4 separate regions of the Homo sapiens genome follow, and regions 1, 2 and 3 are each linked to region 4. The links are chromatin loops, found by intact Hi-C in ENCODE. Cell type or tissue: heart left ventricle. All regions are shown on one strand. Links, peaks and the distances in the headings refer to the core of each region. The heading gives the core; the rest is flanking DNA. Region 1 overlaps GRB10 (growth factor receptor bound protein 10). Region 2 overlaps DDC (dopa decarboxylase). Region 3 has its middle 13 kb from the start of GRB10. Region 4 overlaps COBL (cordon-bleu WH2 repeat protein).

Region 1 (5,514 bases), core at 173-5,172, 530 kb before region 4:
CCTTCCTCTGCTGAGGGATTCGGTAATTCTGGTAAAGGAGCATTCCATACTGGAGAGGAGAAGCCACAGTTAGTCACCGGCCCGGGAGCCCCGAGGCCCGGCATGTGACAAACGCCACAGCAGGAAAGGGCAATGTTGAGTGCGGAACAGGGAGTGATGCCCTGTACCAGCCTCCAGGAGCCTGAGTGCCGCTGACCCTGATCAACACAGGGATTAGGAGCAATGACGCCCCTTGAAATAAAAAATCCGAGTATAGCTTTTGACTCCCCCAAAACTTACCTACTAGTGGCCTACTGTTGACCAGAAGCCTTAATGATAACATAAACAGTTAATTAACATATATTTCGTATATGTATTCTACACCATATTTTTATAAGGAAGCTAGAGAAAAAAATGTTATTAAGAAAATCATAAGAGACAATACAATTATGGGACTGTACTGCATTCGATTCTGTAAGTCTACATGTTGACACAATGAATTATCTGTGTGGTGTGGAGGGCAACCATTCAATCTCTAGTATGTATCAAGCAATTTAAGTTTTTCTTGTCATGTCGTGACTTTTCTCTGTTCTTGGGCGCACTTCCAGCTTCACTAGTGGCATTTCACATGGGTCCCATGGTGTTCTTTAAAGTTCCTGTATTGCACTACACACAACGAAAAATACTCCAGAAACATGAGCCCATTTTTTTACTACAACATGCAATTTATTGGAGAGAGGACCTGCTCATGGGGAGATAATTAGCAACACAAGGTGGGTTTCTAAATGGATATGTCCAACATCTGAGTTCACTGTACTAGCAACAGGAGGTGGCTACAAAATTATGAGAGTAATACAGCAGGGACTATAGTTAATTTTATGCAGTTCTGAGGTAATCCGCATCTTTGTTTGTTTACATCTCTTGACTACAAATGGTGCCATATACAGTCTGTGTTTGCATGCATTCAGTTTTGATAAATTTTAACTTTATATAATAGATTAATATATATAAAAAAATCTCTAAGTGGACCTGCACAGTTCAAATCATTCAACTTCACATTCAATATGGTGCATGCCTCAGTGCTGCTGCTACTGTGGCCCCTCAGGAGGGAAGAGCTGACTGGTTTTGGAATAAGCGGGACAGTGACAAACATAATAACATCAAGAGCAAGTAATCTTATTGAGTGCCACTATGGGCTCAATATGTCTAAGACACTATGTGTCTAAGTGCTTTATGTTATTTCATTTAATCCTCTCCATTTTATGAGCTGTACACTATAATTATCCCCATGTTACAGAGCACAGAACTGAAGCACAGAGGAATGAGGCAAGCTGCCCGCAGTCACGACTTTGAACGTACACGACCTGTTCCAGACCCAGTGCCCTCCCTAGCTGAGGCTTGCCACCTAACTGGCTCAGTAGTCTGCACTTTCTGATCCTGGCAATGAGGACTCAGGGCCCTGCAAAGTCTCATACACATCCAGCATCCCAACCTACACACCCAAATCACACATTCCAACCATGTGGAGAAGAAGAAAGAGTCAGAAACAGGAAGTGAAGTCATCAAGTGGGACAGCTCTTCTTTCATGGGATCTAAGCTCAGTTCTGGCTCTAGGTCTCATGGCACATACTCATTTCTAAGATAAAAATACCTAGAACATGATGCAAAGGTCTAATACAGGAACGACTGCACTCCAGCAAGAGAAGAGCAAGAACAGGTCAGGGGAAATATTTGATGAGATAATGCCAAAAACTTTCCAAAGTTGACAAAAAGACGTCAAGCTACAGATTCAGGGTGTAGGATAAGTAAGCCCGCTCCGAGCATATATCATGGAAAAATTGCTGAGAAACAGACACAAAGAAAATGTCAAAAACAACCAGAGGAAAACGTGCATTATTTTCACAGAAGCAATGGGAAGACAGACAACTAATGTTTTTACATAAATTATAAGATTCAGAAGACAATGCAGTGGGAAGATGCAGAAGAGAATAACCGCTAACCTTGCATCCTATAACCAGTGAAACGTTCCTTCAAGAATGAAAGTGAAACAAAAAGTGAGAAAATTTCTCAGGCCCACATGAAAAGAACCGCTAAGCTGAGGTCTTCTAGTCCCAGAGAGAAGAATGCAAATTTAGGAAATATTAAAGTGCAAAGATGTAGGTGATTAAAGAGTATATAAAACAATAACATTATGTCTTAAGAGGTTTTATATATATGACAAGAATCCTTCAAAAGGGACAATGGAGCAAATGGAGTGAAAGGTCCTCATGCCTGCCTGAAAGCAGTCAGTAAATGTACTACATTATAAAAGATTTTAATAAGTTCAAGGGGCATGTTAGGCCGGGCGCGGTGGTTCACGCCTGTAATCCCAGTACTTTGGGAGGCCAAGGCAGGCAGATTGCTTGAGTCCAGGAGTTTGTGACCAGCCTAGGCAACATGGCAAAACCCTGTCTCTATAAAAAATACAAAAATTAGCTGGGCATGGAAGTGCATGCCTGTAGTCCCAGCTACTCAGGAGGCTGAGGTGGGAAGATGGTTTGAGCCCGGGAGGTTGAGGCTACAGTGAGATGAGCTCATGCCACCGTACTCCAGCCTGGGAGGCAGGGTGAGACCCTGACTCAAAAAAAAAAAAAAAAAAAGATGTGATATCTAGGGTAACCAGGAGAAAATAGTAAATGTACATGTACGTATTGGGTTAACAGAGGGAAAAACATAAATATACTTAATAAATCTAAAAAATTAAGAGAAAAGGAATACAAGAGAGGTGGGACAACCTGGAAAAAACTGCAAATGGCAGGTTCAAATACAAATATGATTATCACACTAAATAATACAATTAAATCACAGTAAATATTTTGGTTAAAAGATAAAGATTATCAAAGTAAAATAGTTACATTGTGATTATAAGAGATATTCCTTAAACATAAGGACCCAGAAAAGTAGAAAAAAGATGGTCCAAGAAAAACTGTGTAATGAAGCAAAGCTGAGGTAAAAATCATTAAATAAATTAATATGTGCCAGATTAGACTCTGGGGCAAGGAGCATTGCTAATAAAGCATATTTTATAATGTCTTAGAATTGACATACCAGGAAGATACAAATATTCTCAATTTTGGGTACCTAATAACATACACATTTTATTTTATTCACATGTTTGCATGTATATATTTACATATATGGGTGTGTGTAGACAGAAAAGATTAAATGGTAATAAATAATTGTTGCAAAGGTTTAATGCTGCGTTCATTGCCTTTTCAATGTCAGGTCATGTAAAACCAAAGCAATCAGTACTAGGGACTCTTGTGTGGATGAGGCAAGACCTCCCTCTTGGGGATGAGTTTCTACAGTAGATTAAGAGACTTCTAGAAGACAGAGGGAGGAGGAAAGATGGCAATAAATAATTGTTGCAAAGTTTTAATACTATTCACACAGCTCCTACAGCTTCCAAGAAATTACCTAACAAACAATGTAACAGGAAGAAATGAGACAAAAGATTATCTGCTGGCGCTACTAAGAGCATCTTTCTGAAAAGCTAAGTAAAGCCATGCCAGCTTTCTCCTATGTAGACCCAAGTTATAAGATTTATTCATTTTTTTCAAGAAAGTGTATCTGTGTAGGTAAAGATGTAAGAAGGTCCTAGGTTAATTCAAAATAACAACCCAGCTCTGCCTTTCCATGGTTGATATGAAGATGCTGTTTGTAGTAGATGGTAAAAGGGCCCTGTCAACTTCAGCCCTCAGACCCTCTTATCCTCTAAAAGGGGATCCGGTGTCCTGTGTCCTCCTCTGGAGGAAGGCAGAGCACACACACGGGATGCCTTGTTTTAGAATGAATGTCAACATGGAGACCCTGGAGTCATAAAGAGTTACCTCCCCACTGTCCCTAACTCTATCCCGGTTATCATTTCTGTATAGTGGGCAATGAATCAGTGCCGACAACACTCAAATGGCGTTTCGATTGCATTACAATCCTATGGCTATTTGGGGCAGAAACACATCACTTGCACTCCACTTGAGACCGGCCCCGAGGCCATCACTGCCACCTTCCTGTCAGGTCTGGCTCCCCAGCCTCCTATAAGAATAGTACCTAAGACGTATCCTTAATGACTCTAGAATCCGTGTATCACTGGATGCAAAGTGCTTCCCTGCAAAGTGGCTGGGACAAGAGGAATGCATTCAGAACTCACGGCAGCTTCCAGGTGGCTCTAGGGAGGGCAGCAAAGCATGGTAGTGAGGAAAGGGGTTCTGGGGCCAGAATGTCAGGGCTCTGACCCTGCTCTGCCACATCGTGGCAGCTACAGCTTGGGCCTCAGTTTTGTCATCCACAAAATGAGGATGATAATATGCATGTCACTGAGCTGTCACAAACAGTAAAGTGATAAAGAATGCCTGGCCCATAGCAAATGCTCAAAAAAATCTTAATATTATGTAACACATCATTGTTAACACTGACAACAATAAAGTCAGTTCGTTTTGCATTAGTCACTCTGCCCACATCCTTTCCTGTGGCTCGTTATGTTAGCGCAACAAAGGAGAGACACCCAAGAAACAGTGGTTAAGAACCTGATACTTGGATTTATTATATATTACCCAAAGTAATAGAATTCATAGCTTCTTGGAGTATACTACCACTTTCCTTTTTCATTTCCTTTTTTTTTTGCCTTTTCCAAAACAGATGATTCATTTGCAGATTAAAATTTCAACCATATACAGACAGCTTCAAAAGATCACCCCTGGCCGCTGCCCCTATCTGCACAGCTGCCTCTCCCATCTCCTCTCCCTACTAAGCAACCTCTTTCTTCTCTCCTGCAGCTCACACAATGTTCATGAGCATACCATCAAATACAAATATTCCAATTTTTCCTGTTCCCTTCACACAAATGTAGCCTTCTCTCTATATACTGTTCTGTACTTTGCTTTTTAATTGTTAGTAATTTTTCCGCAACAGGACACAAAGAGCAATCTCATTCTTTCTGGAGGTCCATGCAGAATACTGCCCTCAATGGATGTCACCTATGTGACCAGTTCCCACTGATGACCCTTACACTGAAAACCGGCTTACACAGGAGTGGTCTATGATCTATGATGTATTAACATGGACATTTCCTCTTCCATTATGAATTTGTAAAGTTTTGATTTCCATAATTCTTTTTTTAATCAGTGAAAACATAAAATAAGGTTCTGGGAGAGAGATACAGGAAGCCAATCTGTGGAACTTTTGGTTTGGGCCCCAGCATCCTATAAAAATGGCACTAGGATGTATCCTTAATGTCTCTGGAATCTGTGGATTACTGGGTGCAAAATGCTACCTGCCAAGTGGATGGGACAACAGGACTACATTCAGAATTGGATCTGCAGCACCTCCAGGAAAGTTTTGAGCTATGCTTCCTTCAGTTCCTCCATCTCCTTAATTGACTTCACCTTGAGTCTCTGGACCAGCTCAAAGGCCACTACAGTTCAACGAAGGCTGGGAGTTTTTGTAAAGAAATCCCTAGACCATTGTATCCATTGGCTCCAGTTGACTAAACGAACATCT
Region 2 (5,514 bases), core at 345-5,344, 670 kb before region 4:
CTCTCGGTCCTCTGTGCACCTCCCAGGTCTCATCACTTTGTGCTCTTCCAAGGGCTCAAGTCTCCTCTCCTGCTCTGCTACCTGCAGGCTTTCCCACGGCTGCAGCTCCTCCTCGCCTCAGAGCTCCAAGAGTCAGGTGAGGCAAAAGGACATAGTAGGTGGAGTGGCAGTGCCACACTCTGACTGGCAGCCCCTTGACAATGACACTGACCCCAGCCTGCTCCTTCTCCTGAGTGCTGTCTTTAATTTGAACAAGGAAGCCTCCTGGAAAGGCTTGAAATGATTGTGAATTAAAAGCTACCTCAGCCGGGCGCAGTGGCTCACGCCTGTAATCCCAGCACTTTGAGAGGCTGAGGCGGGTGGATCACGAGGTCAGAAGTTCGAGACCAGCCTGACCAACATGGTGAAACCCCATCTCTAAAAATACAAAAATTAGCTGGGCGTGGTGGCGCACACCTGTAATCCCAGCTACTCAAAAGGCTGAAGCAGGAGAATCACTTGAACCCGGGAGGCAGAGGTTGCAGTGAGCCGAGATTACACCACTGCACTCCAGCCTGGGCAACAGAGTGGGAGACTCTGTCTCCAAAAAGAAAAAAAAAAAAAAAAAAAAAAAACCTTATAAACCAAACAGAGCATTTGGTCTCACCTGGCTCTGTGTACACAAGGGAGATTACCAAGGGGCATGTGTGCAGTGCATCTTAGAGCCTTTTTGAGAACTGTATCATGATTCTCAGTAGAGATGGCTTATGCCCCAACCCGTGTGGGCCAGCCTGCCCTCACCTGGTGAATGCACAGCATCAGGCAGCAAAATAACAGCACGCCACAACACAGTGTCAAACAGACTCCTGTGTGGGCATCTTGTAAAGGTGCGCAGCCAGCAGCTCTAGGGTGGGGCCCAAGACTGGCTTTTCTAAGGAGCTCCCAGACAATGCTGATGATGCTGATGCTGTTGATCCACAGAAGACACTCAGATTAGTGAGGCTATGGACAGGCCGCTGTCCTCCAAGGAGGGCCAGTGGCAGAGGTGTGGGATGGAGCCTTGAGGAAGGAAAAATGGTAAAGATTCTGCGGCCAATAAGCTATGTAAGTTAGAAGTCTCATGGCAGGCTTGAGGAAGCGGGAACAGCCGCTGTGCGTGGAAACAAGGCTGTGTAGCATGGGGCAGGGCAGGCCGGTGGGCCAAAGAATGCAGGCTTTGCTCTGCCATCTCTGGAGAGCCAGTGCCAGTGTTTGAGCATGGAGGTAATGAACAACACTTTCCCCTCTGTCACATTCACAGAAAATGAAGAATGGAATAGATGTAGACAAACCTTTAGCCGAAAGCAGACAAGCCCCAGAATGACTTCCACACAGATTTCAAAGCGGGGATCCTGGCGCACCAGTGACTCAAACTCATGGGACAGCTGGACATGCTTCAAAGAGGAAAGGGAAAATCTGTTTTTCTCATGGCCATTTAATTCAGAACTTAACTACCTAGAAAACCTTATTAGACTGCCCATGTATAATTCATTTAGACGCTCTTGGCAATTTTCCTCAAGTGCTTTTACCGTTCACTGACCAGCTGTTTCCAGGCAGGCTAAGAAACTCATTCCCTACATTAGCACAGGTCTAGTGTCCTCAGAACACCAATTGTCATTTTCTTCTGTTCATGGGACTATTCTTATCCCACCCAAACTGTCTTTTATAATGTTAGAATAAACACCGTGAGGAGGTATTTGATCATTCTGGAAGAGACAATGGCTAATGCCCATCGAGTTGCTCCTCTGTGCTTGAGGTGCCAGCGCTCACCACTGCGGCATCCTCAGGACAGCCCACAACACAGAAGATATCATGATTATCCCCATTTTGGAGATAAGAAAACAGGCTGGGAGAGGGTGAGCGACATGCCCAAGGTGCACCCGGAGGCCTTGGCTGAGCTAGGATTCTAAGGCAGCCTGATGGAGCTGCAGCTCTGTGGCTGCCACAGCTGTTGCTCCTCCTCCGCGTTTGCCACCTAGAGCTGGGCATCCTGTCCGCTCTGTCACATTCAGAAACGGCCTTCCTCTCATTGAATATCACACTGACCTTATTTCACTTCCAAATAGTTATAGAACTCAGAAGCTATTCAGACAGCATGTGATCCTAGGAGAAGGAGCCCTCCGTGGCGTAGGCCCGTGCCTTGCTCATTCTAAGCCCGCGGATACAGCAGGGCCCCCATGTTGCAGGTGCTGGGGAGGACCTGCGGAAACGCGGCGCCTCGCGGGCAGGGGGTGGCTGGGACAAAAACACGTGTCATACGAGTGGTTCCTCGTCATGCCACCAGAGAGCGCCAAAGACCTCGGCCTCATGGGCGATCCCGAAAGCCGGTTCCCGCCCAAGGAGACAGGCTTTGAGCATCGCTGGACTCTGCTCCTAAGGCAGGATTGGGTCCCCTTTAAGAAAGAAGTGGAGTGTGTTTTAAACAGGAGCCAGCATGATCATAACTAGTTGTCCTTGAGCTTAAAGACGTCATCATTGTGGGGAGATAAATCCCTTATTTTTTGGCTTTCTTTCCCCAAAAAAGCTGAATTCGTCTCAAATGGGTAGAGGGGGATTTCCTACCCAGGAATTCATATACATACTCCTTTCCCAGTTCTCGCCCCCAAACAGGTCCTCATAGTGCTCGGCAGCTCCTGGAACTGTCCTCACCGAAGCTTTGGGAGTAGGCAGTTCATGGCACATCCTAGGCATTCTATGAAGCTTGCAGATGGATGTGTTTATATATGCTGTGCCACAGAGGAGGTGGCTGGGGACACCTGCCCCTGCACACCTGGTTGTGAAGTGGCAACAGGACTTAAAATGGAGGGCTGTTACCATCACTAAGGCTGAATATCATAAGTGTGCTTGTTCCCATGAAGCCTGGGGACCTCTGTCCATCAAGATGAGGCCACAGCTTAGGAAGGACACCAGGATCAGAGAGAGCCAGCAGAACAGCAGCAGGCCTTCTGCAGCTGGCTAAACGGGTGGCTCTAGGCAGATCCAGGCTCATATTCAGGACTCAGTTTCCTCATTTTTTTTTTTTTTTTTTTTTTTGGTGAGACGGAGTCTTGCTTTGTCACTCAGGCTTTAGTGCAGTGGCACAATCTCTGCTCATTGCAACCTCTGCCTCCCAGGTTCAAGTGATTCTTCTGCCTCAGCCTCCCGAGTAGCTGGGATTACAGGTGCCTGCCACCATGCCTGGCTAATTTTTTGTATTTTTTTTTTAGTAGAGACAAGGTTTCACTATGTTGGCCAGGCTGGTCTAGAACTCCTGACTTCATGATCTGCCCACCTCGGCCTCCCAAAGTGCCGGGATTACATGCGTGAGCCACCACACCCAGCCAATTGTTATTTTAAAAAAAAAAAAAAAAAAAAAAGCAGGGGAGTGGGGCTTGGAGCTGATAAGTGGTTCTCAAATTTTAGTGCATAGAGAAGGTGTCTGGTTTGCTTGTTAAAACAGAGGTTGCTGGGCCCCACTGCAGGCCGGCACTGCTGGTCTGGAAGCATGTCTGAGAACCACTGGACTAGGGAATATCTATCTTATTCTGGCAATTTTGGGGGAGAAAAACACAGTCCTTATGTTCTCATAATTGCCATTGCTCAATGAACTTCATTCTTGGCTAGATGTGGCTAAAGCACAACCTATGTGATGTTTCTACTGTGACCATCTTCCTGGACCTGATAACCTGCAATCTTAACGAAAGTGACTTAACAGATCTTATAAATAACCTCATCTCAACAACCCAAACTACAGTCTGGTTCTCTTGCCATGTATTTGCTTATTAAGACATTTGAAGGCCAGGTGCAGTGGCTCACACCTGTAATCCCAGCACTTTGAGAGGCTGAGGTGGGTGGATCACCTGAAGCCAGGAGTTCAAGATCAGCCTGACCAACATGGTGAAACCCAATCTCTACTTAAAATACAAAAATTAGCTGGGCATGATGGCGCATGCCTGTAATCCTAGCTACTCAGGAGGCTAAGGCAGGAGATTCGCTTGAACCCAGGAGGCAGAGGTTGCAGTGAGCTGAGATTGTGCCATTGCACTCCAGCCTGGGGGACAAGAGTGAAACTCTGTCTCAAAAAAAAAAAAAGAAAAAAAATTTGAATTTATTTCTAAAGTCCCGAAAGACCTCCGCAATTTTACCGTGATAAATAATAAAAACAAAGTCACCTTGCGGATATAAGCCTGCAGTCCTTTGACTCCATACATCCTAAATACAAACCACATTTTCAAAGAGCGAAATCTTCTGCCCAGTGGTATCTGCCAATGCTGAAATGAAACATGAAACAGACCATCAGTGAGGAAGATATTAAAAGCTGGCTTCCTTTTCGGCTCACCGGCTCGCCTATTTCTCTTGGAGGCAGCCGATTCCCTGGTGGCCAACCTGCTCCCATTGCCATGGCCTGTCTTGGATGGCAGGGCCCTCGGTGATGTGGGCAGAGGCTTTCTTTGCAAATCTCCAAGAGAAAGGAACACAGATGGGGACTGTTGACCTGGGAGCCAGTGATGTTCATTGTTTTCACTCAACAGGTGTTTGCGGCATGCACAGCAGGGCCAGACCTTGGGCTGTCCCCTAGGGTTCCGTGGTGAGCAAACAGGGAAGACACGGCCCTGCCCCCAGTGAGCTCACCATCCAGTGGGGATAAGGGGGTAATTTTCATTGATGTCCTTGCCTACGAGGAAGGAGGGAGCCAGAACCTGCTCTTGTCTGCCACTTCTGCCCCAGATGTTCTGGCACTGTTTTCTAGAGCAATACTGGTTCCCTCTTGGTCCTACTGATCACCATGGAGTGACCCCAAGACCCCTCATCAGAAGACACAATGTGTGTCTCCATGCTGGTGCTCCAGAAGCTTTCCCTGTCCTTCCTCTGGTTTTCCCAGACCCAGTCAGTTGACCGGCCCCCACACACTGAGGGATGGAGATGTGGTGAAGTGAGTAAGGAAGGACTGGGACGAGGAGACTGCTGGGAAGTGAGCATAGCAGCACTGTGTGGTCATCTTAACAGTCATATTCTATTTCAGCTATAAAGGAGACACTGAGGAGAGCTGAGCCAGCTCCCTACTGGGCCTGGGTGACACAGTGCAGCCAGGCGCGACACTCTAGCGCAGCTGGGCCATCTGCCGGGTGGGACTGCTTAGCCGGAGTCCTGAGTCCCGCACTGCTCCCCAGTAGGAGGGCTTGCAGGTGTTTTTTAAAGTGTGGGTGAAGGCCGGATGCGGTGGCTCACGCCTGTAACCCCAGCACTTTGGGAGGCCAAGGCAGGTGGATCACCTGAGGTCGGGAGTTTGAGACCAGCCTGACCAACATGATGAAACCCTCTCTCTACTAAAAATACAAAAATTAGCCTGGTATGGTGGCACATGCCTGTAATCCCATCTACTTGGGAAGCTGAGGCAGGACCCAGGAGGCGGAGGTTGCAGTGAGCCAAGATGGCGCTATTGCACTCAAGCCTGGGCAATAGAGTAAGACTCCATCTCAAAATAAATAAATAAATAAAATAAAGTGTGGGTGGAAT
Region 3 (5,514 bases), core at 131-5,130, 350 kb before region 4:
AGGGACGCCTGGGCGCCCACCCTCCCAGGCGGCGGCCCCCAGGAGCGCGGCCTTGACCGCAGCCCCCGCCACAGCCCGCGAGCCGCCGGCGTCTGACAAGATGGTTCAAGAATGCACCGCTTGGACTCCACACCTCCCCCCAGGGGTCGGGAACGCAGCGCGGAGAGCCCCGCGGGGCGCCCGGCTGCCTCCGCCTCCGCCGCGCGCCCGCAGCCCCAGTCCCGCCTCCGAGCACCGCCCGCTGCGGGCCCGGGGCGCCGGAGCCCCCGGCCCGGAGGCGACGCCCTTCCGCCCGCCGCGCCTCCGCGGGGCCCGGCGTCCCCGGCCGCGGCCGCCCAGCGCTCAGACAATGACGGCGCGGGGACCCGCCTGGCCGTCCCGGGCCCCGCGGGGACGCCAACCACAAAGTAACTTGCCGCCGCGCTCCCCGCCCAACTCCGTACCTGCCGCGCGCGGCTCCCCGCCGCCTCCGCGTGGCTGCGGGCGACACTCGGCGTGGCCGGCGGCGGGCGCGGGTCCCCGCGGGGCGAGGCCGGCGCTCAAGACTGTCCCGGGCGCCCCGCGCCGCCGGCGCTGCCGCCACCCAGGGGCTGCGCGGAAACTTTGGGCTCCACCGGGTCTCCGAGCGCCGAGCCCGCCCGGCCGCAGCTCGCTTCCCTCTCTGCCTCCTCCCGACCTCCCCACCCCCTCGATGGGCTTTAAACTCGCCCGGCCCCGCCCGCCCTCCCCGCCTCTGCCGCCGCCGCCGCCTCCGCCTCCGCCTCCTCCCCCGGCTACTTTTCCTGCTCCTCCTCCCGCCGCCGCCGCCCGGACCGCTCGGCGGCCGCCAGCGCGGGAGGAGCCGGGGCCTGGGCGCAGGGCGTGGCGCGGGGGCGCGGGCCGCGGGCCGGACGGCCGGGGGGCCAGAAGCTCCCGGAGGTTCCTGCCCCGGGCTGCTGAGCGGGTTCCCCCCTCCTGCTGTCCTCGGGACTCGGGCGCGGGACCACGACCGCCGCGGCTCAGGAGGCTTCGCCAGTGAAAGGACAAATTGGACCTGTCCCGAAAGACAATTTATAAGCGAACTGTTTGAAACGCACAAAGTATTAACTGCGCAGTCCAGATCCTTTATCCTGGGCGCAGCAGGACGGGACGGAAGAGCTGGGGCTGCCCCGTACTCTGTCGTGGGCTGAAGGCACCCGGCCTGGGAAAAGGAAACCTGGGTTTGCTCACAGCCAGCCAGGTCTGGGGCCTCACCTCTTTGAGCCTCAGTTTGCCCCATCTGCGTATGAGTATCGAAGTGCGGGTGGAGTGAGAGGCCCTTCATTTTTTCTTAATGCTGCCAAGCCTGGTGTCCTTATCTTTACAATGGGCTAATAACGCCCGCCTGAGGGTTGGTGTCCTGGGGATTAAATGAGGTCATACTGGGAACATAAAGTGACTGCGAAAAAGACTCCCCTACCCCCCAATTGACGGAAGCCATTGTCGTTAGTGTGATTCTTAATATCTCTACCGAGTCAAAACTCTAATACACATAGCATAACGATAAGTATGTCTTTTCCTGGGTCTTGGCGTTCTAAACGCAGCTGCGACAATATCTTGCCTTCATAGAGCGTGCACTTTGTGCAAAACCTTCATGAATCCTTGCATGTAACCCCCACTGTGGCCCTCTAGGTGTTACTGTTAGAGTCCCACTGTGTACGGACTGGGAAACTGAATCTTGGAGAGGTTAAGTGACTTGCTGAAAGTCAAGTAGCTGGTAAGTGCAGAGCAAGGATTGGAAGCCATGTACGGTATTGTACCAAAGCCCCTCGTAGGCACCTGCTTCTAGCAGGAGTTATTCCACCTTAGACAGATGTTACTCATGGAAAGGTCATCCTTCCCTGTAACTGAAACAGACCTCCCTAAATTTTTGCCTATTGGTCCAAGCTCAGAAACACGTAAGATGAAAATCAAGAGAGGATGATATCAAAGGATTTTAGATTCCTAGAAGAAAGGAACACAGAGGACTCCTGTTGCAGACAAAGGACTCAAAAGAAAATTAAAGAACAGAAAACTCAGTTTGAGCCAACTTCTCACAAATGCATCAGCTTTGAACCTTCTAGCTTCTGCTGAAGGTCCAAACAGCAATCCATGCCTACACCAGTCAGATAGCCTGATAGGCAAGGAGGCTTTGATAGAGGTTTCAAAAGTTCCTTGATACATAGACATATGTTCTTTTGGAATCACTTGTGGGTAAATTCCATACACTATGGCCCCTTTACCCCTAAATACATTGATGTGTCTTTCCTAAGAGTAGAGATATTATGTGCATAACCACAATAGTCACCAAATTCGTAAATTTATATTGATAAAATACTTGTATCCAATCTAGGTCCATATTCCGGTATAGTCAGTTGATCTGACTATGTCTTCCATAGTATTTCTTTCCCTCTGTTACAAGATCCACTATTGAGGTCTAGAGTCAGGTATTGCATTTAGTTGTCTCAAAATGTATGGGTTTTCAGACATTACTATTCACAGAGAAGTGATCAAGATAAATGTCCTTAAGTGTTTTCCTGCTAGCATAGGTCTCTAGAATTCCTAGGACAGGCCCTCATTCCCTACATTTCCTGGCTCTCTGTAGACATCAGTGGGCAGAACCCATTCAGAGACACTTTCTGATGCAAGTTCATGAACTTGTCACTCTTGTGGCTGCAGAAGCTGCAGCTGTCCTCTGTGCAGTGATCCTGGATGAGCCAATCCTATATACAGATTGTATCTTATAGCCTTCCCTTCCCCCAAACTCCAGATGCCCCTGCCCACGCACAATGCTCCCTCTCAACAGGGTGGCAGCCACAGTGGAATCTAGCCATGCAGCCTATACGTTATCCTGGAGAGCTCAGCATACTGGGCAAGACAGGGAGGCTTGTAGTTCAAGCACTTCCCCAAGGGGAAACATATAAGCTGGAATTAGGTGTCAGGACACAGGATTCCGTGATAGTGAGAAATTCAATTATCTAAACATGAGCTAGAAGCCTCCTTCAGCTGAAAGTAGAGAATCTGATAGACTCTAATTTTTAATTAGTAATGAATTGATTAACATCTGTCTTCCCCTGTTGACTGTAAGCATGGTGACTGTGGCAACTCTGTGCCCCTTCACTAGTGTCCTTCCAGCAGGTGGAGTGCCTGGGACAGAGAGGGCACTAAGTGAATAGTCATTACTGGGGAATACTGTCCAGTGAATTAATTTCTCAGGAGCCTCTGAGACCTGGGCACTGTCTCAAACATTGCCAGTAACCTTGACAAAGGGAAAGTAGTCAGGGTGAATGGCACCCTGACAGCTAACTGCTTTGAGCAGCAGTGGCCCTCGCCTCTGCTCTCATGAGCCACTGCTAGTCACACGGCCCAGCCACCATCCCATGCGGCCCATGTGGACATGCGAGCACATGTCTGGAAAGCAGCCGCCTGCCCACCCCTGCAAGGGGAAGGGGGTAGTCTATAGTCATAATATAATCATAGTGCCTGCCCCAGAATACCTGAGGAGCCTGCTTGCACTACACATCCCTGGGCCCACCCAAGCTCTGGAGAGTTCACACTTCCAGGGTTCATCTGCAATTTTTTTTTTGAGACGGAGTCTCACTCTGTCACCCAGGCTGGAGTGCAGTGGCGCGATCTCAGCTCACTGCAAGCTCCGCCTTCCGGGTTCACGCCATTCTCCTGCCTCAGCCTCCTGAGTAGCTGGGGCTACAGGCGACTGCCACCACCCCCAGCTAATTGTTTTGTATTGTTTCAGTAGAGACGGGCTTTCACTGTGTCAGCCAGGATGGTCTCTATCTCCTGACCTCATGATCCGCCCACCTCGGCCTCCCAAAGTGCTGGGATTACAGGCGTGAGCCAACACGCCCAGCCCATTTTTAATAGACTCCTGCATGATGCACGATCTACATCCACACCAGTATTCCAAACACTCCAAAACGAGATGGACAGGCCACCCTGGAGTCTAGAGGTGGGGAGCCTGGCAGCATTCAAGGAAGGCTTCCCAGTGGTTGCCATGCCCCCATGGCACCCTAGAACATCAAAGATGGTAAGTTAGGCAAAGAGAACTGAAGAAAAGGCCTTTGGGGTTGAGGGACAGGCGTGTCTCTCAGACCAAACCCATGAAAGACCTTGGCTCCCTCAGGGCGCAGTACCAAGTAGTTGCATTTAGTCACAGAATGTTGCTGCTGGGTCTGGGGTTAGAGTTTTGATAACACACCAAGCTGGAGGGGTAAGAAGGGACTTATTTGTCAGATTTATATTTAACTATTTATACTTATTTGTCAAGTATAGGCTTATATGGCGATGAGAGCACCGGATATGTCTGTTATGGGGCCTACCAGCACAGTGCCCCCCAGCTAGCCCTGCTCTGTCTAGAGTTTCCCCACAACCCTGGTTTTCCTTGATTCCTAAGTACCAATTAAATTGGTCAGGGATGACGCTTGGCCCAGAGATTCCCATTCTGTAGGTAGGTGGGCCAGTGGGCGGAAGGGTGACCCAACCAATCAGAAGCCTGCACCTGGGATTCTGAACTTGAAGTACTGGTGGGATCTGCACAATGGAGACCAGGTGAGGAACGGCGAGTTGGGCTCAGCATAAGGATGGTGTAAAGTACAAAGACCCAAACAGATGCCGTCGTGCCTCCCGTCTCTCTGGGCCCAGGCTGGTACAGCTATTGTTTTGAACTTCCATAGAATTCCATTTTCCGTCATTGTTTATTTGTTTGTTTTGTTTTGATTTTGGTGGGGGGTTGGAGGGGGTAGGGACAGAGTCTGGCTCTGTCGCCTAGGCCAGACTGCAGTGGCGCAATCTCAGCTCACTGCAACCTCCACCTCCCAGGTTCAAGCAATTCTCATGTCTCAGCCTCCCAAGTAGCTGGGATTACAGGCATGCGCCACTATCCCCAGCTGATTTTTTATATATGTAGTACAGACAGGGTTTCACCATGTTGATCAGGCTGGTCTTGAACTCCCAACCTCAGGTGATCCACCTGCCTCGGCCTCCCAAAGTGCTGGGATTACAGGTGTGAGCCACCACACCTGGCCCCATTTTCCTTATATTGTCTTAATATCAACTCTCCTTTTCTGAAGTTGCTTGGATCAAAATGTCTTTACAACCAGAACAGAGGCTCACAGAAAGATGTTTATTCAGGCTGGTTACTTAGGTATAATTTGCTGACCAGAAAATTTATCATTTTTTAATGTACAATTTGTGGAGTTTGGAAAGGTATATAGTTATGGAACCAGTAAAGACATTAATACAAATAGTTTTCACCCCAAAAAGTTTTCTCATGCTCCTTGTCAGTCCCCCTTCCTACTCCAGGCAACTGATCCTCTTTCAGTTCTTAGGTTTTGCTTTTCTTTTCTTTCTTTCTTTTTTTGTTTTTTGGAGAGATGGAGATCTCCCTGTGTTACCCACGCTGGTCTTGAACTCTTGGCCTCAAAGCAATCCTCCCTCCTCAGCCTCCCAAAGTGCTGGGGTTACAGGTGTGAGTCACCACACCCAGCCATGTTGCTCTCA
Region 4 (5,514 bases), core at 299-5,298:
TCTTGTCCTCGGTCCTCACCACAACTATGCCTGCCTGACTGATCAATCAATACTGCTGTGAATCCACCTCTGTCCTGTAAGTGCCCTGAGCACTTAAGGAAGGTCTGTGCAGAATACTCCCTTAAAAGAACTTTACAGCCCCCTTCCATTTCATATTGATTTCAGGTTTTAATTCATAATTTTTTTTGCTGTCATAAGCATCCTGGACATTTTGCATTATCTATTTTTTAAGGTAAGGAATGGGAATAGACCCCATAAAGTAGGTACATCCCCATCTTTAAAATGGGGAAAAATCCATTTCCTTCAAAGTTGTTACAAGCATTAAATGAAGTAATTTAGATAAAGCACATTAGAAGTGTCTAATATATGTGGTTTCCTTCTTCTCTGATACCTATTTTGGGTGGCCATGACCTCATGAGGGCCACACTGAGATGACCTTGAATGGCAGAAAGTCAGAAGGCGGAAGTGCACCCCATCCCAGTCCTCCTAGAAGTTCTGATATTGATTATCTTCAGACAATGGGCTCCTCATGAGGCCTTCATCTGTGACTCTGGAACTTAACTGAATTTCAATAGAACAGATGATTTTTCTCCCCTAATTTGCTCTACACAATTAACAAATATCTCTTCCCACCTCCCACAATGCTCCCAAGGAGGTCGATTGCAGGGTCCAGTGGTCCTGAGCCACCAGACCCTCTTCTCAGTTCTGCTACTCAACAGTGTTTCTCAACCTTCAACCCATGGGAAGCCAAAAACTTTATGTTGTCCAGCGAATACTTGTGCTTCATTTCTATCTTCTTTCCCTACTTTTGGAATTTGTGCGCAGAATTTAGAAAGCAATCCACAGAATAATGTGGGAGGAAAACATTGTGAAGTATTGAGTCCTTTAAAGTCCTGACTCATATCAATACGAAGTCAAAGGGAAAACCAAGAGCTTAATGCATGCAGTCTGGAGTCAAAACAGCTTGGCCCCCCCTATTATCCCAGTTTCCTTGGTTGTCTCCTGCTACAAAGTGGCAAAGTTCATGAGGGACAGGCCACTGCTTGCCTGCAAGAGAGGTTTGATTTCCTGTCCAAGCTTGTCAATATATACATGTTTTTAATATCAAGTTCTTTTTTTGTAGGGAAGTGAGTCATAGCTCTCACCAAAGGTTGGCACCAAAATCCACAGATGTTGGCAGTCATGATCTTATCAAATTTTCTCAGGAGTTGCAAGTGCAACCAGATAAATCATTAAGAAAAAGCAATGAATAACAGAAAAGAAAACTAAGCAAACAGAACCTTCTATCTCAGGCTTCATGGGACTTAGGTTGGTGGGATTTAAACTTCCTCCAGGCCAGCTGCTGTCATTCAATGGATAGTCGAATTCAATGGCGCCCACCAAAGACAATGCAAAACTCTCTGTGTCCATGTCACCACACCACTGATAGCCAATTAACTCCTTACATTCAGTGTAAAACATCAGTGATTTGACTCTCATACGCGCATCTGGGGAGAGAAGACAGGAAGAAGAGGAAGCTAACCGTTTCCAGATCTGAGTGCCAGCTCAAAATAAAACCAGTATCATCTGCCACAAGTGCTTTTGACATGGGTCCTAATTTTAAATTTACACACACACAAACATTTATGTATGCATGGGTGTGTGTGTGCGTATATATATATGTACATATTTGATTGCTTCTGTTTAAAATGTACTCATCTCAGCAAAGCTTATTTTCCTTTTATTTGACTTTCATTGTGACGACAAAACACTACTCCACTGACAGGGACAAGGAGCTATGCAGATCTAGCACCAGGCAGCAGGGGCACGGCCCTGACAGCACAAGTGCCCCATAGAACCTGATAGGGCACTGAGAGTGCAGGGTGTTCCTGGAATACTTTCAGGGCTCACAGGTACCGCAGAGAACACGTTGTCTCCCTCGCTCATTGACTTATAATTGATCAGAGATCAGTACCAGACAAGAAGCTGAGCATGTTCAACGTAAACATCCCTATTTCGAGTCAGCACAGACTGCCATGGTCCATTTCCCTTTGCCAAAATTCTTGAAGATATCCTCACAGAGCTGCCTCACGAGCACACCCATCACACAGCCTAAGATGGATCAATCTGTTCATACAACAAAAAGGGGCTTGGTGTACTTCAACCCCTTACTGTACTGCACAATACACTTCCAGGGACAAACAGGAGATGCTGTACCTGAAATCTTTCTGTTTAAATCGATTTAAAAAAAAAAAAAGAGAAATGGTCATTTTGTTTCCATTTCTCAAAGGTGTCCATCCTACAAATACAATTATACCTTGACTCATTTAATCAAGTCTACTAAAAGCCTGAGTAGATCTTTTGACATGGCTATTGAGGAATTCAGATGTTGATTTCTGTTTCAAGGTTAAGGGATATGTTTTGGTTACAATAAGTATACTCTGAGCTGGCAATCAACAATCCTCTCAGCAGAGGCTCTTCTAAATGGGATCAGATCCTCTTAGAAGGACATGATGTTTGCTGTTTTGATGGTGAGAAAAACTGAGGCCCAGACAGAGCTACTCAAGATGGCTCTGTGCCCTAGTGATATAATAAATTAGAAAAACTGAGGCCCAGACAGAGCTACTCAGGATGGCTCAGCTCCCTAGTGATAGAATAAACTAGAAAGATGAAACTAGAAATATGTTCCTGTTGCTGCCTGCAGCCTCCTCTCCTTAGACGATGCTGCCCCCTTTTGAAAGGCTTTACAACTTTTTTTTTTTTTTTTAAGGCTTTGTTAAAGAATCGAGTGGGAGGGAAGATTCCAGAACCTGTTATCCACACTGGCTTTTCTTCAGATACAGGTGTTGACAGGACTCAAGGCAGAACAATGTGACATAAACCAGATGAGGCGAACGGGCACTCCCTGGGGTCTGTTGGGCAGAGCAGCTCAGGTCTGTCAAAGCTCCTGGTGAGGTGAGAATGGGGAGAATGCTGCTTCTCATCTGTGGTGGCTGGCACAGTCTTGGGTAAGGGCAAGGCCAACTTTCCTTCCCAAGAGGGTGTTCTCTGTCTTTGTCTTTGCATTTCCTTATCCTCAGGGCACAGCCTTCCTGACAGACACTCCTTAAGCTGAATCCCTGAGCCAAATCCTGAGCTGTCTTCTGGCATCCTGGAAATCCTGCACTGATTCCGAGGAAGCGGCAAAGAAAGAACCATGAAGCATGCCAGCTTCATGTGAACTGATCACCATGAATGGGCAGGACAATGGAACTTAGGAATCTCATTTCTAGAGGGTGAGGCGAGTAGGAAATGATCGCTCTTTTTTGGCCAAGTACCCCATGGAATGCCTGGGGGATGGCATTTTAAGTATTTAGAAGAAGAAAAGTGGCAGAAGCTATTTGGTCTGGATGCATACTTCAGCCAACAAAATACCGTGTCACACAAGCTCTCTGATGGTTTCTCGCCTGGCAAGACATTTTCTTAAAATGAGCAAACAAAGAGTATCCAACTGGTATTTGATTTTTTTTTTTTTTTTTTTTTTTTGAGACAGAATCTGTCACCCAGGCCGGAGTGCAATGGTGTGGTCTGGGCTCACTGCAACCTCTGCCTCCCTGGTTCAAGGGATTCTCCTGCCTCAGCCTCCTGAGTAACTGGGATTACAGGAGCGTGCCACCACGCCCGGCTAATTTTTGTATTTTTACTAGAGACAGGGTTTTGCCATCTTGGAAAGGCTGGTCTCGAACTGCTGAACTCAAGTGATCCACCCGCCTTGGCCTCCCAAAGTGCTGGGATTGCAGGCATGAGCTACAGCGCCCGAGCTGGTATTTTATTTTCCCTTAACATAACTGGAAGACATGATTGAAGGTGAGCTATCAGACAGTATTTCAGTCTTATGAAGCAGGACCATCTGCCAGGCATTTGAATGTTTAGAATGCTTAACAATGACAATTTCAGAAAGGCAGAAGTTTCTGAAAAGCTTGTAAATTAAAAGGAAATGAGCCCCGGGGTGCTTCAAAGATGGATGACATGCGATGTGTGTCCTCAGGCAGGCAGGATCCTGTGACAGTGGCCACAGCAGACCGCAGAAGCTCATTTCCAGCCAAGCCAGGGGGAGGGAGAGATGCAGTGCATGGTGCAAACTTCATCAGGGCAGGTGGAGGAGGAAAAGTAAGAGGAAGGGCATCAAAGGGGAAGGATAAGGCAAGAGAATGTTATGAAAAGTTAAGTCATAATGTGCAGCATAGTGACTGACCAGAATTAAAAAGCAAGGAGTGGGGGCTTGGCAGCAGCAGAGAAGAGCATCAGGGAAAGGATGTTCACAGGGCATGCCTCAATCTGCATGCGTGTGTGTGTGTCTGTGTGACTGCTTGCGGTCAGATGCGAGATTTCAGCTGAGGCAAACTCAATTAGATACAGTTTCAGGGAAAAATGAGGTTCCAACTTATAAAAATAATACAATCCTAATGAAAAAGGGAAGGTTTTTCCCTCTCAAATGCACATGTAAAATTTGCCATAATTTATGTGGTGACACATTTTGAATAACTGACTTATAAGTTCAGTTTTCTATACTTCATCAAGAGTGATACTTTATGTGTAGCCCTCCTCCAGATAAATGGATTTCTCCAAACGAAACCAAGTATTTCGTGTTAAGTGGGCATTCTGTTAATGAGCATTTTAATAATACCATGGACTAGATCAGGAAAGGAATGAGAAACTCGGCTGTAGATGTGCATGGGGCAGGTCTGGGTGCCGACTGAAAGGGCACCACTACAGGACACAGAAACAAAACAAAAAAGGGAACAATTCCTGTGCAATAAATATGATTGTTTCTAAAACGTGTACCAAATCAGGAAGGCTTCCCTGTAACTCCAGGTAACTGAGTCATGAGTGGAGGAAAAAAGCTGATCAGATTTCTTCCTTGGCAAAACTTCTTTTCAAGAAAAGTAGGATTTATTTTTTAAGAAGCAGGAAAAGTAGCTGTGTGGTTCAAGAGCCTCTCTTCTGGGGGAGCAGACTAATTCTCTGATGCACTGTTTATAATGTTGCCCTCTCTAATCTTCTAAGGGACTTACCATTCATCACTACCTATATGTAGCATGCTATAGAAGAGGGTTAAGAGGGTGGCCACATAATTTATTATCCAAAATAGAACTATTTTTCAAGTGATCTAAAGTAAGCCTAATGGGAAAGAATGCAGTGACATCAGCATTGCTGGGACTGTCCCAGGCTAGCAGAAGTGTGGTCTCTCCACCTGGGCGGCATGTGAGCTGACACCTGCCAGGTGCAAAGAGAACAACTAAGCCGGTTAGGGAGGAAATCTAAACTCCAGGCTCAGAAAATGGTGATAGATTCGTGTGCAGACATGTATTTTACATATATGAACCCACTTGACCCTCATACCAGCTCTATAGGAAGGTAATTACATGGTCCTCATTTCACAGCTAAGGAAACTCAGGTACAGCGAGTTACTGGTTGCCCAAGGTCACACACTAGGAAGTGGTGGAGCCAGACAGGCTGGCTCTGGGGCAGAGGTTCGAAAACTCAGCTGCACGG

The links. Hi-C counts contacts between places; a loop is a spot of excess contacts. Peaks named below come from ENCODE experiments on the same cell type or tissue, not always from the same donor. Only the 100,000 strongest peaks of a DNase experiment are listed, where the experiment ranks them.
Region 1: a loop joins it to region 4, with 6 times the contacts of the local background. A loop is called at or near these places in 27 of 110 quality-filtered maps.
Region 2: it touches region 4 in a loop (5-fold over the local background); 62 of 110 quality-filtered maps call a loop at or near these places.
Region 3: it touches region 4 in a loop (4-fold over the local background); 45 of 110 quality-filtered maps call a loop at or near these places.

What each region holds. Positions count from the first base shown.
Region 1 is chr7:50,606,366-50,611,879 of GRCh38, forward strand. GRB10 (growth factor receptor bound protein 10) reads right to left here. Exons shown (of 19, transcript NM_001350814.2): 14 at 1-49. Among named protein-coding and RNA genes, the nearest start is that of DDC, 44 kb to the left of the region's middle. In heart left ventricle, for the core only: no CTCF peak of the experiment used is centred there; no DNase peak of the experiment used is centred there.
Region 2 is chr7:50,465,904-50,471,417 of GRCh38, forward strand. It overlaps DDC (dopa decarboxylase), which reads right to left. Exons shown (of 15, transcript NM_001082971.2): 12 at 4,170-4,268; 13 at 1,311-1,412. Among named protein-coding and RNA genes, the nearest start is that of FIGNL1, 18 kb to the left of the region's middle. In heart left ventricle, for the core only: a CTCF peak has its summit at 2,293 (motif pointing right); DNase peaks (open chromatin) are centred at 1,149 and 2,298.
Region 3 is chr7:50,792,781-50,798,294 of GRCh38, forward strand. It overlaps a transcript of GRB10 not described here. Among named protein-coding and RNA genes, the nearest start is that of GRB10, 13 kb to the left of the region's middle. In heart left ventricle, for the core only: a CTCF peak has its summit at 3,138 (motif pointing right); DNase peaks (open chromatin) are centred at 131 and 721; H3K4me3 peaks cover 1,369 bases; H3K27ac peaks cover 1,168 bases.
Region 4 is chr7:51,138,904-51,144,417 of GRCh38, forward strand. The region is part of intron 5 of COBL (cordon-bleu WH2 repeat protein); the gene reads right to left. Among named protein-coding and RNA genes, the nearest start is that of COBL, 180 kb to the right of the region's middle. In heart left ventricle, for the core only: a CTCF peak has its summit at 2,707; no DNase peak of the experiment used is centred there; H3K27ac peaks cover 2,242 bases.